2 separate regions of the Homo sapiens genome follow, and region 1 is linked to region 2. A link is a loop called in an ENCODE intact Hi-C map of the cell type or tissue named here. Cell type or tissue: CD4-positive, alpha-beta T cell. All regions are shown on one strand. Each heading gives the region's core, and the rest is flanking DNA. Links, peaks and the distances in the headings are about the cores only. Region 1 overlaps EMB (embigin). Region 2 overlaps PARP8 (poly(ADP-ribose) polymerase family member 8).

Region 1 (8,228 bases), core at 229-8,228, 320 kb before region 2:
GAGGTTACACAGGGGACAAGATCCAGGCTGAGGTAGCAGTCCAGGACTCAGATCAGCCAGTCCCTGGCCCTGTATGCTCCCCTCCATGGCCAGTCCTGCCCTTTTGTTCTTGTAGCTATAAATCACACTTTAGTATTTTTTCCATCTCTTCTACATTTACAAATCAAAATCATCTCAAGCCATAACAACTTGCCTCCAATCTTTATATCTAATTTCTGCCTTCTCTACCTTGATAAAAAGCTTTCATTTATTTTGAACCATTTTGCACATATCCACTTCAATATAATGGAAGAAAGGAACAGCAAATGACAATGTCATATCATTTGATTCCCCAGTACAAGAACCATTTAAATTTTGAAATGGATTATTCTAATGGATTTCAAAATTATTTTAGTAGCAGAATTGTTTCAGAAATAAATCACAGGAAAACTTAAACAGAACCCCCACTACATACACACACACATACACACACACACACACACACACAGATAACTGTATAAAACTGATAAAAAGTGTTGCTACAATTAGTGAAGACTGGAGAGGGTGTGGAAAGCATTCAAGATTGGCCTCTTCATCCCTTCATCTCCTTTCCCCATCATGGTTGCATCACATGGAACAAAGGACTTAAAAGTGACACATGCACACGTATGTTCATTGCAGCACTATTCACGACAGCAAAGACATAGAATTAACCCAAATGCCCATCAATGATAGACTGGATAAAGAAAATGTGGTGCATATACACGATGGAATACTATGCAGCCACAAAAAGGAACAAGATCATGTCCTTTGCAGGGACATGGACGAAGCTGGAAGTCATTATCCTCAGCAAACTAACACAGGAACAGAAAACCAAATACCGCATGTTCTCACTTATAAGTGGGAGCTGAACAATAAGAACACATGGACACAGGGAGGGGAACAACACACATAGGGGCTTGTCGATGGAGGGCAGGGGTGCAGAGCATTAGGGAAAAGAGCTAATGCATGCTGGGCTTACTGTCTAGGTGATGGATTGATAGGTGCAGCAAACCACCATGGCACACGTTTACCTATGTAACAAACCTGTACATCCGGCACATGTACCCCAGAATTTAAAAAATAAAATACAATAAAAGTAACTGGATTCCATCAAAGGAGAGGTAAACACAAGTCTCAGCACACACCAGATCAAGATAAGGGCTCATAAATACCTAATGTAAACTGAAAGCATGGCCTGCTACCTTGGTAATGAATTTCTCCAAACTGCAGGTGTTTACACCCTGATGCCAATCCTTGATATTTAGTCTTACAATGGTTTATGTCTCATGGTATCAACTTCTAAGGTGCTAACCATGCAGACACTCAGGGAGTCAGTACATACATTTTGTACACACCCCAAGTGACTGATTGTCTCAGGTCACATGCCTCCTTTGCAGAAAGGGCTCCTCTAACCTTACAACACTGCTAACAACAGACTCTCTCTATCACACTTCCTTTATATACTTCCTAGCATTTGGCACTGTCCGGTTTCACCTTTCATATTAATTTGTTTACTTACTTATCCATTGCCTTTCCCACTGAAACATACACTGTATGACATCGGGGGAGGAGGGCAGAAAGGGAAGTCTGCCATGTTCACCACTGTAAACGAGGCTTTCAATAAATTTTTGTTGAAGTGGTTGTAGCTCCCGGAATACAGTACTTAAAACATGAATCACTTCTTTAGACAGATAAGGCACTTTCCCTTAGACTGAAGGTTCAAGCATATTAAAATTCTGCCTCATGATTTATATGAGGAATTCTAGGTGGAAAGTACTTTACGGGATATGCAAGAAATGCATAAGAAGTTCTTGTCTCACACAGTTGACTCATCCATTGGCCAAAACAAATTTGTTTAGTACTTTTATATGCTATATGTGATATAGAGGGGATTTAAAATTACTAATCTAGCAGGGGACATATAACTCAAACACAAATATCTACAATTAAGTTTAACTACAACAGATACTGCAAATAAAATGAGATCTAAATCACAGACGGCAATAGTATAAAAACATTAATTTTCCCCAAAATAAATCTACAGAGTGGGTGAAGAATCAGTCAAATTCCAAGAGTATTTTTTACAGAACCCAATTTTAAGAAATGCAACCATCAAAAAGTGGGCGAAGGATATGAACAGACACTTCTCAAAAGAAGACATTTATGCAGCCAAAAGACACATGAAAAAATGCTCATCATCACTGGCCATCAGAGAAATGCAAATCAAAACCACAATGAGATACCATCTCATACCAGTTAGAATGGCCATCATTAAAAAGTCAAGAAACAACAGGTGCTGGAGAGGATGTGGAGAAATAGGAACACTTTTACACTGTTGGTGGGACTGTAAACTAGTTCAACCATTGTGGAAGTCAGTGTGGCGATTCCTCAGGGATCTAGAACTAGAAATACCATTTGACCCAGCCATCCCATTACTGGGTATATACCCAAAGGATTATCAATCATGCTTCTATAAAGATACATGCACACGTATGTTTATTGTGGCACTATTCACAATAGCAAAGACTTAGAACCAACCCAAATGTCCAACAATGATAGACTGGATTAAGAAAATGTGGCACATATACACCATGGAATACTATGCAGCCATAAAAAAGGATGAGTTCATGTCCTTTGTAGGGACGTGGATGAAGCTGGAAACCATCATTCTCAGCAAACCATCTCAAGGACAAAAAACCAAACACCACACGTTCTCACTCATAGATGGGAACTGAACAATGAGAACACATGGACACAGGAAGGGGAACATCACACACCGGGGCCCGTTGTGGGGTGGGGGGAGGGGGGAGGGATAGCATTAGGAGATATACCTGATGTTAAATGACGAGTTAATGGGTGCAGCACACCAACATGGCACATGTATACATATGTAACAAATCTGCACGTTGTGCACATGTACCCTAAAACTTAAAGTATAATTAAAAAAAAGAAGTGCATGTGAAAGAAAGTCCAAGAAAGAAAATCTGTTTTTTTAAAAAGAACAGATAAAAAGATATGTTTTTAAAAATAATACTAACATGTTAATTATGCCATAAAATACCAAGAAATTAATGAAATAAAATAGGCAAAACTTTTTAGACTGCAAGCAAAAATCTATTAGTGAATCAGGAAATCAATTTAATAGTTATCAACAGATTTGTTTTTTAATGGATTGGAGTAAAAGAGAAATTATCAGAGTATAACAAGCTTATTAGGTGTAGGTGTTATTCGATGAATATTCTGTTTCATATGTGTGTGAACATGCAGTTGGTGCATCAGGTTGCAAAGTAAAATGTACTTCTTACTTTGGGAAGTACTTTAATAACTTTGTAAAACAATGTAACAGTAGAGAAACAGAACAGAGTTTGGGAACTGAAATATGATTAGAGTGCTATTTCAAAGCTATCAGGAAAAGGAGAACTATTCAGTTAAGAAAGTTGAGACGCTGGCTAACAGTACAAAATAATAACCATAAAATTAGTTCCTTCTCACACACAAAACATAAAACTATATCATAAATGGGTTAAAAAGTGAAAGGTGGAAAAGTATGCAAATAATAGGAGGAAATATAATGAAACTTCTTCACAACTAAAAAACACCACATAAAAGTTTAAAGTTTAAAGTGGGAAAAAATATTCGCAACTTCTATAAAAAGTAAAAATTCAGTATCCAAAATTTATGCCTACCTCATTTAAATTAATTCAAAAAATAAAATATAAGCCTAGTACGTGGGTCAGGGAAAGGGGCCAACTGTCAAGATGTTTTGAAGGCCAATCTGGAAGTATATGTTAAAATAAAGATGTGCATAATTTCTAACTGAGCAACTCTACTTTGTGGTATTTATCCTAGAGAAACATTCACAATTATGCCCAGAGAGATATATGTAGGGTATCCCTTGCTACATGGTTTATAACAAAAAAATATATTAGCCAACTAGGGTCCATTAGGAAAAAAATGTCTAAGTAAGCTGGTGTATTTATACTGTGCATACAAATTAAAAAAAAAAAAAGCTAGATTCATATGCAATATGACTAGATCTCCAAAAACTAATGTTGAATGACAAAAATCAATTTTCAGAATACATATGGACTAATAGCACTAAAACTAAAGAAAACAAACAATACTAGTTTTTATGGATGCACACATGCACACACACACATACACAGCATGGGAAAGAAACACATTGAACAGCGTATACCATTGTAAAAGAGGAGAAGAGAAGAGAGACAGAAATGGTGGGTAATTCAATGAGACTTGAAACTCATCAGTCACATTTTTTATTTCACCTCCTGAAGTTCTATTTGGATATTTTTTGAACCTGCTTTGTCTTTTTAAAAAACAGTATAATATTCATTCTCATGTTTTTGATATTTATTTCTCTACCTAGTATTTTCTATAATCTGAAGCTCTGGAATGTCTAATCCTACTGCTCCTTAGCTCTGTTAGGGACTGTGTGCTTGTTTTTTATATTTTTGTTTTGTGACATGTTGAGACATGTAACAGCAGGGATTATGTCACCAGGATGGACAATGCATTCTTCCACAGAGGGTTTTTCATTGCTTTCCTGTGGAAGTACTACCTGCCAGGGTCATTTTTGTGTTATTTCTCAGCTCGGAGGCTCCTGTACAGTATAATGCAGGTAATGTAAATTTGCAATTTAAACTGTGTTGAGGACAGGCCCACGTCTTTAAATAATAACGGAAATCTTTGGGGATTTGCAGGTTTAAAAAAATTATTTTTATTCACATTATTTTTAACTGGCAGGAAACACTGGGAATCTTTTGGTTTAAATGCCTAACAAAACTTTAAAAGAAATAAGCCAACTTGTCATCTTGTGCTGTCGGCTGATTTTCTTCCCTAAATCAAACCTTTCCCTATATTTACAGCCTAGGAAGGATAGTTTTCTTCAGGTTTTCAGTTCCAACTCTCCTCCTTGCATGAACTCAAGGCCTTGTTTTTTATATTTTTGTAGCTCTTAAAACTCAAATATCTTGGCAACAAACACAGGAAACCTAACACAATATCAGTTAACGGGTTTCATGCCCTGATCACCAATTTTGATCGGTAGAAACTTCTTTACTTTTGTGTACATTGCTATATATTTAAAAGAATGTTTACTGTATTTTAGATACTCGTAGGTGTGGCAGGAGGGTTTTCAGATTTTCTAATTTACTCTAATGCTGAAAATAATGTTTAATATTTTCAAAACAACTCATTTTTACTTGCAGAATTAAAATTTAACAAAAATACAGTAAATACATATCAGAGAAGCAGGAACATATGCGCTTCTCTGATATGTGCTTTATTGAAGATGGGATCTTGACTCCATTCTTAGAGAGAGGAAGGATTTGAACACCAGTAGGAGGGAGGGAAGAGACAGGTCCCACTTACAGAGTGTGAGGTCCTGTGCCTGTGATTCAGCACCATCATCTAACTTTATGGTGAGATTCTTTACTAAATGTTAATCACAAGATTATTAAATCATGTGTATTCCCAAGATAAGGGGATGGGAAACATGCAGGACTCTCATTTTTAATGTATAGAACAGTGGGGATAATTTTCAAATGGGGAAAATTTTGTACCCCAGGGAATGTTTGACAATATCTGGAGACATATCCAGCTGTCATAACTTAGCAGGTGTCACTCACATCTAGTGGGTAATGGCTAGGAATGGTGTTAAACAACCTACAATTCTGCAAACAACCTCCTATAACCAAGAATCATCCAGCCCCAAACATCAATACTTCTGTTAATATAAACAAAAACAAAAAAAACTGATATTAAAAAAACAAAAGTTGATCGCAGCCACTGCCACTTGTGTTGCTATGGGTAGATCCCTCTTCCATCTTTACTTTCTCTGACTCTCTATGAATGTTAGGCCTCAGTTTTTTTCTCTGTGCATCAACAGTCTACATATCAAGTTTGATGAGTACCTCTGAAAAAATATCCTAACACTTGCAGCATTGGAGTCATGCTAGAATCTTTTCTGCAATAAAGTATTTTCACTTCTTTTCTTCTTCTCAATCTTCTCAATCACCTGCCCCTAGAATCTGAGTGGTCCTAACCTAGACCTCTTGCTGGCCGAGATTTAGACAATGTGGTTGTTTTTCCTTATCTTGACTAATCTTCCCGAATCTTACATTGTGCCTTAATTTGCACATCTGCACCTCTAATGTCTGCCTATATTATCTCCTTGGCTCACAAGGACCTTGTGGGAGAGCTGCTCACATCTCAACATGTAAATAAAATGTGCCTTTGGGTCAACACAGGAGAGGTGATTCCAACGTTAACAAGTTGGTCAAGGAAACTGTCAGCTGTTTATTTTTATTTCAATCTCTTCTGTTAAACTATAACACACTGATTGAGCAACTAAACACTAATATGCAGAGAGGAAAAAAACAAAAAAAATATATTGTGGTAATACAAACAATACAATGAATTCCAAATACTATGGACATTGGAAAATTAAGTACAGTGATATAAAAATAGTCCATTACCAAAAGATCTGTTTTAAAACCTCTGAGAGCAGAAAAAATACTTTTAGTTTCAGTCAAGTCAATTACTTTCACAAATTTATGATTAAGCAAGTGCAATTTCTTTATTTCTGGGGGGGCAGGGGAGATGGACTCTTGCAGTGGCACAATCTCGGCTCGCTGCAACCTCCGCCTCCCAGGTTCAAGTGATTCTCCTGCCTCAGCCTCCCAGGTAGAAGGGAATACAGGTGCCCACCACCACACTTGGCTAATTTTTGTATTTTTGGCAGAGACGGGGTTTTGCTATGTTGGCCAGGCTGGTCTCGAACTCCTGGCCTCAGGTGATCTGCCTGCCTCGGCCTCCCAAAGTGCTGGGATTGCAGGCAGCAAATGCAACTTCTAAAGCAATAGCTTTATTACTAAATAAGCCTAGAAATAGCAATAAACCTAGAAAATAGCTTTATTTTCATTGTTTACTACATCATTTCAAAACTAATGTCATTCTTCTAAAAATAAATATACTTGATTTAATAATGCTGTTAAAAGAAACAAGTAACTGGGCATTATGCCCAGAAAGAAAGGCTGCAAAGCATAATGGCTAATAGCACAGACTGGGCACCAAGCTGCCTGCATTGAAAACCATAAGCTCCAACTCAGGAACTGTGATCCTGGTCAGTTCACTTCGCCTCTTTGTGCCTCTCTTTCCTCACCTGCAAATTACAAATAGTAATAGTACCCACCTCATTGAGCTGTTATAAGAATTAAGTTACTTAGAAATACAAACATGGTACATAGTCAACATCATGAGTTTGTTAATAATTAGCAATATTTTAAAAATATTAAATAAGTAAGCTTTTATGAATCAAAAGCCATGTTTTCATTCTCCCAGGCACAAGAATCCATATGTTTTCCAGTCTCGAGAATCTTTGGATAAGTATGTATGTCAAGAGCCAGACCAAAATCTTTCTGGTCCAAAATTTACAATTAACGTATTGTATTTGAATCTCTCTACAAGATACATTTTATCCTAACAGAGAGATTAACTTCGACAATGGCCAGAGGGAAAGAGAAAATAATAAGTAACAACATAGAAATGTTATAAGTATTGTTTCTAGACAACAATGAATAATGATAAAATCAATATTGATACATATCAATGTTATGAAAATATGAAAACACTCCATTTACAAATAGTAGGTTAAAAATCTTAACAGCAGTAAGAAGAAAGTCTATGGTTCATAAGGTAAAAATTGATAATCAGGAATTGGAGTTATCTTGTCATTTTCAACTAAATTAGAGTCCAGAGACCCAGTAAAAAAGAAAAAAAAAAAAAAAAACACTTAGGACACAAAGCACCTGCCCGGGGCTAATACTGCAAGCTAGCTGCTGAAATGACCTGGTATAACTTTAAGACCAGTTTTACCTAGCAGCTTCTGAAACAAACCACCATGACTCTAAGACTAATTTACCCACCACCATCACTCACCAGTCAGAACTTGTTAGCTCCCAAAAACTTTGCTAGTGCTAATGAGTTTTCTTCCAAAACAATATATAACATTTCTCTCTAATAAAACCTCTAAACTTCTCTTTGGTTTTCAGTCATACTGAAGACCATTCCACTCTCTGTGTAAGCCCTGAACTCCAATTCTGTTCTACCAAATAAAACATTTTGTTTAGAGATTCATCTCGATATTTTTATTTTACATTGACACTAAAAATTATAAATATATCTTC
Region 2 (8,425 bases), core at 334-8,333:
GGTAGATGGTAGGTGCTGGAAATACAATGGGAAGAAAACAGGTGCCTTCTACTCTATGGATTTAGCAGGGGAAGCAAATATTAATAAGTCATACAATCAGCCATATTTACAAACTGTGTAACTGCTCCGTAGTAAGATCTGATCAAGTCTGGGAAAGGTCATCAAAGTTTTTTCTTAGGAGATGACATCTGAATTGAGAACTGAAGGATGAGACTGAGTTAACCAGGTCAAAAGGAGGAGGGGAGAGAGAATTCCAGGCAGAGGGAACACAACATGCTCAAGAACTGAAAGGAGTCTTTTTTGTTGGAGCATAGAGAGAACAGTGGAGCATAGAGAGAACAGTTGGAGCACAGTGAGGCAAGACAAAGATGAGACGCATAGATAGGGAAGGTCTTGCGGGGGCTTTAGGTGCTATTAAAATTATGTTTGAGCATGGCATGGCGGCTCATGTCTGTAATCCCAGCATTTTAGGAGGTGCTTGAGGCCAAGAGTTTGGGACCAGCCTGACCAACATACTGAGACCTCATCTCTACACTAAATTTTTTCAAACTTAGCAAGGCATGGTGACTTGGGTCTGTAGTTCTAGCTACTTGGGAGGCTGAGGTGGGAGGATTACTTGTTGCCAGGAAGTCGAGGCTGCAGTGAACCGTGATTGTGCCACTGCTCTCCAGCCTGGGCAATAGAGTGAGACCTTTTCTCAAAAGAAAAAAAAAAAAAAGATTATATATTTGATATTCCACAAGAAATTAACTTGGAAAGAACTTATTTTATTTGCCTTAAATATTTAAGATGCTGAGGGTTGTATCATACTATCGAAGTTCTTTCTAAATATTTGTAGTGTTTGTTCCCTTTCCATGACAAAGCCTTAATTGAGCTATAGAGTTATTCAGTCGTATTTAGTTTTTCCGTCTTGGTATGCTGTGCAGATCATTTATAGCCTCTTTAAACTTTTTATGACCACTTAAAACTTGAACTTAGATATAAAACAGTGAAGGTAAAAACATCTACATGTTAGTGAATATTTATCAAAAGAATACTGAATTAGTTATAGTTACAAAGTGTTCAGTAAAGAAAAGCTCAGATATTAAACTTTCGGGATGCAATATGGAAATAATATTTATATAATTAATTTAATCGAGGTGTTAGTGTTTGATGACATGCTCTATCTACTATTCATATTTTATTGGAATTGTATTGTTGTCCTTTTATTTGTAGTCATGAGTAAAGAAAAAGAGAGAAGCACAGCTTTATTTAAATATGTTGTTGTCTTTTGCATGGAACTAAGGTAGTGTAAAAAAACCATTTTCTCACTTGCTTTTAAAAATACCATTATAAAGCTTGCATCAATGTTACTAATCAATGTCAGACTTAGTTCTCTCAGGTTCCTCCCTGTTGAGAAAATAGCTTACTTAGAAGTCCAGACATTTAACTTACAGTGTAATATTTAAGCGTAGAAGTTGCTGACTTGGCCACTTCCCTAAAAATCAAACAAACAAAAACATTACTTTTGATCCTGTTACTTCACGTGCTGAAAGTATAACTTAAAAAATTACCAAAATAAGTTTTGAAAATAGGAAAATATATTATTGAGAAACTAACTTAATGTTTGTTGGGCAAGAGTCTTCATCCTTTTACCTTAGTAAAGGGTAATACGTAATTTATTTCATAGGTGAGAAAGATGTGTTTTCTTTTCTTTTCTTCTTTTTTTTTTTTTTAGGTAGAATTTCATTCTTGTTGCCCAGGCCGGGTGCAATAGCGCGATCTCAGCTCACTGCAACCTCCGCCTCCCAGGTTCAAGTGATTCTCCTGCCTCAGCCTTCTACTAGCTGGCATTACAGGTGCACACAACCACGCCTGGCTAATTTTTTCTGTTTTTAGTAGAGACAGGGTTTTGCCATATTGGCCAGGCTGGTCTCGAACTCTTGAACTCAGGTGATCCGCCCGCTTTGGCCTCCCAAAGTACCGGGATTACAGGCGTGAGCCACCGCCCCTGGCCGCATTTTATTTTCTAGAAGGAGAACTTAGTGTTCTTGTCTTCATGTTGAGTGGTTCCGAATAAGGGAGGGGGCAGATATTGTGTGCAGTAGTTCATATAATCCTATTTTTGGCAGTTTGGCTTAAAAACAAATACATTTGTTTATTTTAAATAATGCTACCATTAATATCTTTGTGGCTAGTTTTTTTCCCCACTCACATAGTTACATATGTTTGATAGATTTCAAATTGTGAAATTGTTAGATTAAATTAATAGAACAAAGCCCCAAATGGAGTGTGGGTTTATGAGTTCTGTGCAGCAAGTAGATGGATTAATCTTAGATTACAAGGACAGATAATTCCTTCTTCCTGGGTACAAGGAGAGGAGTATGAGCTTGTAGGTGGTTGGTGGGAGACAGAATAAAGGGAATGCCTTGAGGAAGTAACCATATGATAATCTCTCTTAATGTGGAAAGAAAGCATTTTGATGAGAGTGAAAGGGTAGGTTGTTATACGGTGTTTGGAAAGCTGTGAAAATTTGCAAAAACAACTAGGAAGAAAAAGTAAGGGGGTTTATGAAGAATGGGTTTCTCAGGTTACTGAGCAGAGTTGTTAATAGATAATATTGAGAACCACATGTCTGTAGGGCACCAGGCCCCTTAGTTTCATTGTCCTTTCCAGCAGCATTCAGAGCCCAGGTCCAGGAGCTGAGCATGGCAAATATGACCTAATCTGCAGTTTGGAGCTGGTAGGATCAGGTAGTCTGCAGGGGCAAGGTAGGCGCTGCACATTGAAGGAGTCGAAGATGCTGTGGAGAGAGCAGTTAGGTATCTAAAATCATGGGAAGATGAAAATGAAGCTCAGAGGGACTGGTAAAGACACAGAGTGAATGCATTGTTTAAGGATGTTAGAAGTAAGAGGAAAGGAGTGAGAGCTGGGAAAATTATAAAATTGTGGTTAGAAAGTGGGACATGGGGGTTTGAGATTTTAGAAGGGGAGCCATTCACTCCAAATCAAGCTTCAAGGTATAGCCATTTGGAGATTTGGTGAGCTAGTGGTAGGGAAAACGAGGCCATGGAACTACGTGCAGCTTAACGTTGTCCAAATGGATGGGAGTGATGTCAAGATTTTTGGTAAAGAGGAAAAGAAGGTCCTAGAGCTCCCCAACCCTGGATAAATGACAAAAAGATTGTAGCTCATAGTGGTGAAGAATGAGGATGCTGTAGCTGATTGACCTGCACAATTTGAAAATGTTTTTAGAGGGTGAAATGATGATGAACATGAAAGTGAATGTTTTGGGAACTGAATGGCATTAAAGTAGCAAAGGTGAGCTTCTAGTATGCCCCAAATTACCTTCTAGCTTGAGACACTAGAGTTGGGTCTGGAGGTGGGTAGTGGGACAGCATCTCTTTCACTCTGCAGCACTTGAAGAGTAAAGAAGACAGAATTAATAAGTGCTGGAGTGAATTTTCTTCTAGAAAGCTCCAGTGTGTCTGGGGGTGAGATGTGGTCTCAGGTTTCAACTGCTGACTTGCAAGTGAACAAAGACTGAGACCTAACCAGGCACGATGGCTCAAATCTGTAATCCCAGAGGTTTGGGAGGCTTGAGGCCATTGCATTCCAGCCTAGGTGACAAAGTGAAACCTTGTCTCCAAAACATAAATAAATAAATAAATAAATAAAATTAAAAATTAATTGATTAAATAAAATTGAGATCTGTACTCCTAAGCATCTTCGCTAGGGTAGAGGATTGTTTGTCATGTGCAATTTTTTGTTTCTGCCTTTTGCTTTTTCTTATTTAAATTCTTAAAGTGGGATCTAACTGGGAGGGATAAAAGATACGAGGATGTAGTTTATTGGAGAAATTGTTTTAAATATTAGCAGGTAAGTAAAAAGGTAATGTGCAATAAAATACTGGTTTTTACTTGTTCTGTCAAAACCTCTGGGTGTTGTTGAAAAAGCATGAACTGAGGATCCAGGAGTTTGACGTTACAGATGGCAGTTATGGGCCCTGCTTGTAAAATCAGATAATGAATTGGTGCATCGAAAAACTCTTTTAAGTCTAAGATTCTTTCATCTTCAAGCCTAAATTCCAATCTTTATTACATAGAGCTACCATCTTCCACTACTTTTGAAAGACTCTCCTTAGATCCATGAACTTGGGAGTTCAGACCAGACTCTATCTGTTCTTAGCTCATTGCAGACATTTCAGAAGGAAAAGGATGGTAATGGAGTGATTGGGAAGTGTAGATACAAGAATGACCTTATTAAATGGTTCCAGTTATAGGAGTAAACAAATATATGAACAGAATACAGGATTAGGTAGATATGGAGCAACTGACAGCTGCTTTGGGAACTCCTTTAGAAGTTGTTGGCTATTGGGAGATGTCTTTGGTTGGGCCAGATGCTTTCAGAGGAAAAAGAGGTGAAAGTAACCATTTTGTTAGAAAATTATTGAGGTGCAATAAAATAATTTTTAGATTCTGGTTTCAAAGTTGTGACTTTAAGAACCATGCATCACACTGTTCATATAATATATACCAAACACATATTTGACTGACCTGAGTTTCTGGCAAAGCACCTCAATGTAATTAATTGTAAGTCAGCATATCCCAAAATTCTGAAGGCTTTTTTTTTTCTCTGAATAGGAATTCAGAGCTTGCTCCAGGGATGTGAGGACAAAAGATGAGTATGACTTTTAAAAGGAATTCAGAACTTGCTCTAGATTTTGCTTTCTTCTCATGTCCACCTTCTTTCACTTTCACTTATGCTTCTTGACAATATTTTCTGCCTGCTACATGGCATTTATTATGTACAGCACATACTAACAGTACTCTGCAATCTACTTAAGCTTTGTTCTTTCCACGTTTTTTTGGTACTACTCATTAGATCCTTGAGCCAATCATCCATGTCTGTTTGTACTAGATTGTTTCCCTTAGAACTCTGCAAGTCACAAAGTGAAACTGATTAGGATTTTACAGTCCTGGTGATTTTCCTTCTGGTATACCACTGAGAAAATGCTGTCGCACAAGGGGCTGATGAATCATTTTGCAGGATTTCTGTTTGCTATTTTCTATTTGAAAAATTAGGTACGTTCACGAACATGGGAATGTCTCCTAATATCATGAGGACAATACGACCATAAAATAAAATAATCAGTGTTGGTTTGGGTCTCAGATAAATGTAATATATTGTACTTTTTAGCAAATTGAGTTTTCCAGAGAACATTCATTCATGTAAATTTCACTCCTATAAATTTTAATTGCTTGTATTGGAAGCTGACTAAAATTACTCAGCACCTGCTGTTATGTGTCTGGCATTGTCCTGGGGTCCTTGCACCTGTTAAGCCATTAAATCATCACAGCAGGCTCTTAAGGTAGGTATGGATTCTTCCATTTTACTAAATAGAGATTGAGTCTGTGAGTGTTTAACCAACTTTTCTTATGCCTCCCAGCTAGTAAGCCTCAAAGCTGCATTGGACTCCTATTTGTCTGTCTTGAACTACAACAGGCCCTCTAACTGGAGGTAGACAAAGGAATGAATTAAGGCCTCATTTTGGATTCAGACATTGATTTAGATGAAAAATGAAGCAATTGCCATTGGTTGAGATGGTAGGCTGTTGGGAATTAATTCAGCTTAGTACTGAGTATAATCTCTGGCATTGCCAAGCTTCTGTCACATAGCACTGCCAGATCAGAAGGGTGCCTTGATCATCAGTTTTATTTCTACATAGTACCATTCGACAGTATAAAGGAATGGATCACGGGAAAATGAATTCATATGGGGTCATAGTGTACATTTCCCCCCAGCTTGTTTTGGGGCACCATTGTCATGGATATTTTATCTTCTAATGTTTGGCATGTTGATTCAGGGCCATGATTTCCAAAGCTGCTCTATTGGCTGAGGTCCAACATCTGCCATTTGTTCCTGCATTCTTATTCCCAATACATACCTTTTCACTGATATGTGCTCATATTTTACTACTATGATAGCTTCTTAATCTGATCTCTCTTTTCTTCAATCTATCCTAAATATTAGCTATCAGAGTATATTGTTCAAAATACTAATCTGCCTGGAAATACTGTTATGCTTCATAATCTCTGATTCCATTTATGTATTATTCTTGAAATGATAAAAAATTTAGAGCTAGGGAACTGATTAGTGGCTGTTGGGCTTAAGGATGCTTGGGTGAAGGGAGATGGATATGTCTCTAAAAAAGGTAGCACAAGGGAAATTTTTGTGTGATCAAATAGTTCTGTATTTTGTTTGCTATAATGGGTATGTGATGCACATGTGATAAAGTAACATAGAACTATACTCAAACTTTGCACTAATGTCAGTTTCCAGGATTTGATATTCTACTGTAGGTACATAACATGTAAGCAATGGAGGAAACTGGGTAATATACATGACACTTTTGTACAGTCTTTTCAACTTTATGTGAGTCTATATTATATAAAAAGTAAAAAAAAATACTACTGTGCTTTAAAATGTTCAAGTTCCTTTGTCTGTCATATTTATGTATCATATTCTCTGGTTCCCTCTAAATTAACCATCCAAAGGTGTTACCTCTGATATATATATTTTTTTCTGTTTAAATCTTATTTGGCATTAACACAATGTTTGGCTCATACCAGGTTACCAAAAAGTGTTCCTTGAATTAAAACTGGGATTAATGGTTTTAATCCCAGTGCTTTAGAAGGCTGAGGCAGGAAGATCACTTGAGGCCAGATGTTTGAGATCAGCCTGGGCAATATAACAAGACCCCTGTCTCTATCAAAAATAAAATAAATTAGCTGTATGTGGTGGTGCAAATCTGTAGTCCAATCTACCCAGGAGGCTGCAGGGGGCAGTTGCTTGACCCCAGGAGTTTGAGGTTACAGTGAGCTATGATTATGCCATTGTACTCCAGCCTGGGCAACAGAGCAAGACCTCATCTCTAAAAAAAATTTTTTTTAAATGGAAAAAATTTGCTTTATGAAATAAAAATGTATCAAACTTGGTCTGTTTACTAATCATACTTCTTTTCTACTCATCTACTTATTCAGTTATGGTTTTTTTTGTTTGTTTGTTTTGTTTTTTTTTTTTTTTTTGTCTCTTCCTAATCTCTTTCCAAGTACTGAGCAGCATGCCAGGGATTTGACTGGTGGAGTTGGGAACTCTTTTCAAGGACTTAAGACTCAAATGTCATAAGGGCAAGATGAGCCAGGGAACCCAGGGTATAAGCTATGCTGACTCATGTTCATCCATTCATTCAAATTTATTGAGATTTGTGTTATAGCTCAGTATATGATCTATCTTGATATTCTGCAGTTGTAGTGTTCTATGAAAATCAGTTTCAAATATTCTGTGTTTTTAATTTTTTTTTCTTTTTGGTCTGGTTCCATTAATTACTCAAATTATGATTGTTGAGTTGTTCATTTTTCCTCTATTTCTGTCAGGTTTTGCTTCATATATTATGAGGCTTTGTTATTAGGTACATACACATTTATGATTGGTATGACTTCTTCCTGACGAACTGACACGTTTATCATTACGAATGATCTCTTTATATCTTTAGTCCTCAGTCTTCTGATGCTTATTGTTTGCATGGTGTATCTTTTCCATTCTTTACTTAAATCTATATGTGTCTCTATATTTAATATGGATCTCTCAAAGATAGGATAGACCTTGCTTTTTTTTTTTTTTTTTTTTTTTTTTTTTGAGACGGAGTCTCGCTCTGTCGCCCAGGCTAGAGTGCAGTGGCGCGATCTCGGCTCACTTCAAGCTCCGCCTCCCGGGTTCACGCCATTCTCCTGCCCCAGCCTCCCGAATAGCTGGGACTACAGGCGCCTGCCACCGCGCCCGGCTAATTTTTTTTGTATTTTTAGTATAGACCTTGCTTTTTTATCCATTCTGGTAATCTTTTCCTTTTATTCAGTGTGTCTTGTTCCATTAACATTCAATGAAGTTATTGATATGATTAGATTCAGGCTCTATTTACTTTTTGTTTTCTATTTGTTCCTTCTGTTTTTTGTTCCTCCTTTCCTGCTTTCTTTTGGATTAAATGATCCAAAATGATTTTTAGAATTATTGTGTAATTTATCTATTAGCTTTTTAAGCAGTTTGTGTGTGTGTGTGTGTGTACATGCTATAGGGATATTTCCTTTTCTGATAGTTATTATTTAGGGTTAATATATCATTTTACATCATATGTAAGGATTTTGCAACTTCATTTTACATAATATGCAAGGACCTTGCAACTGTTTAAGACCATCCTACCCCTCCCTGTTACAACGCTGTAATCATATGTGTGTGAAGTGCTATAATTTTACTTTTTAACAGTCGAATGTATTTTTAAAGCATTAAAAAAATAGTGTTTTATATTTACAGTTTTCGGTGCTTTTCATTCTTTTGACTTTCCGTCTGGTATTATTCATCCAGAAGAGCTTTGTTTAAGACTTCTTATACT

What was found. A loop is a pair of places that touch in the nucleus more often than their neighbours do. Peaks named below come from ENCODE experiments on the same cell type or tissue, not always from the same donor. Only the 100,000 strongest peaks of a DNase experiment are listed, where the experiment ranks them.
Region 1: it touches region 2 in a loop (2.3-fold over the local background); 3 of 110 quality-filtered maps call a loop at or near these places.

What each region holds. Positions count from the first base shown.
Region 1 is chr5:50,419,085-50,427,312 of GRCh38, forward strand. All of the region lies in intron 2 of EMB (embigin), which reads right to left. Among named protein-coding and RNA genes, the nearest start is that of EMB, 18 kb to the right of the region's middle. In CD4-positive, alpha-beta T cell, for the core only: no CTCF peak of the experiment used is centred there; no DNase peak of the experiment used is centred there.
Region 2 is chr5:50,740,114-50,748,538 of GRCh38, forward strand. The region is part of intron 2 of PARP8 (poly(ADP-ribose) polymerase family member 8); the gene reads left to right. Among named protein-coding and RNA genes, the nearest start is that of PARP8, 78 kb to the left of the region's middle. In CD4-positive, alpha-beta T cell, for the core only: no CTCF peak of the experiment used is centred there; a DNase peak (open chromatin) is centred at 4,838; H3K4me3 peaks cover 1,692 bases; H3K27ac peaks cover 3,764 bases.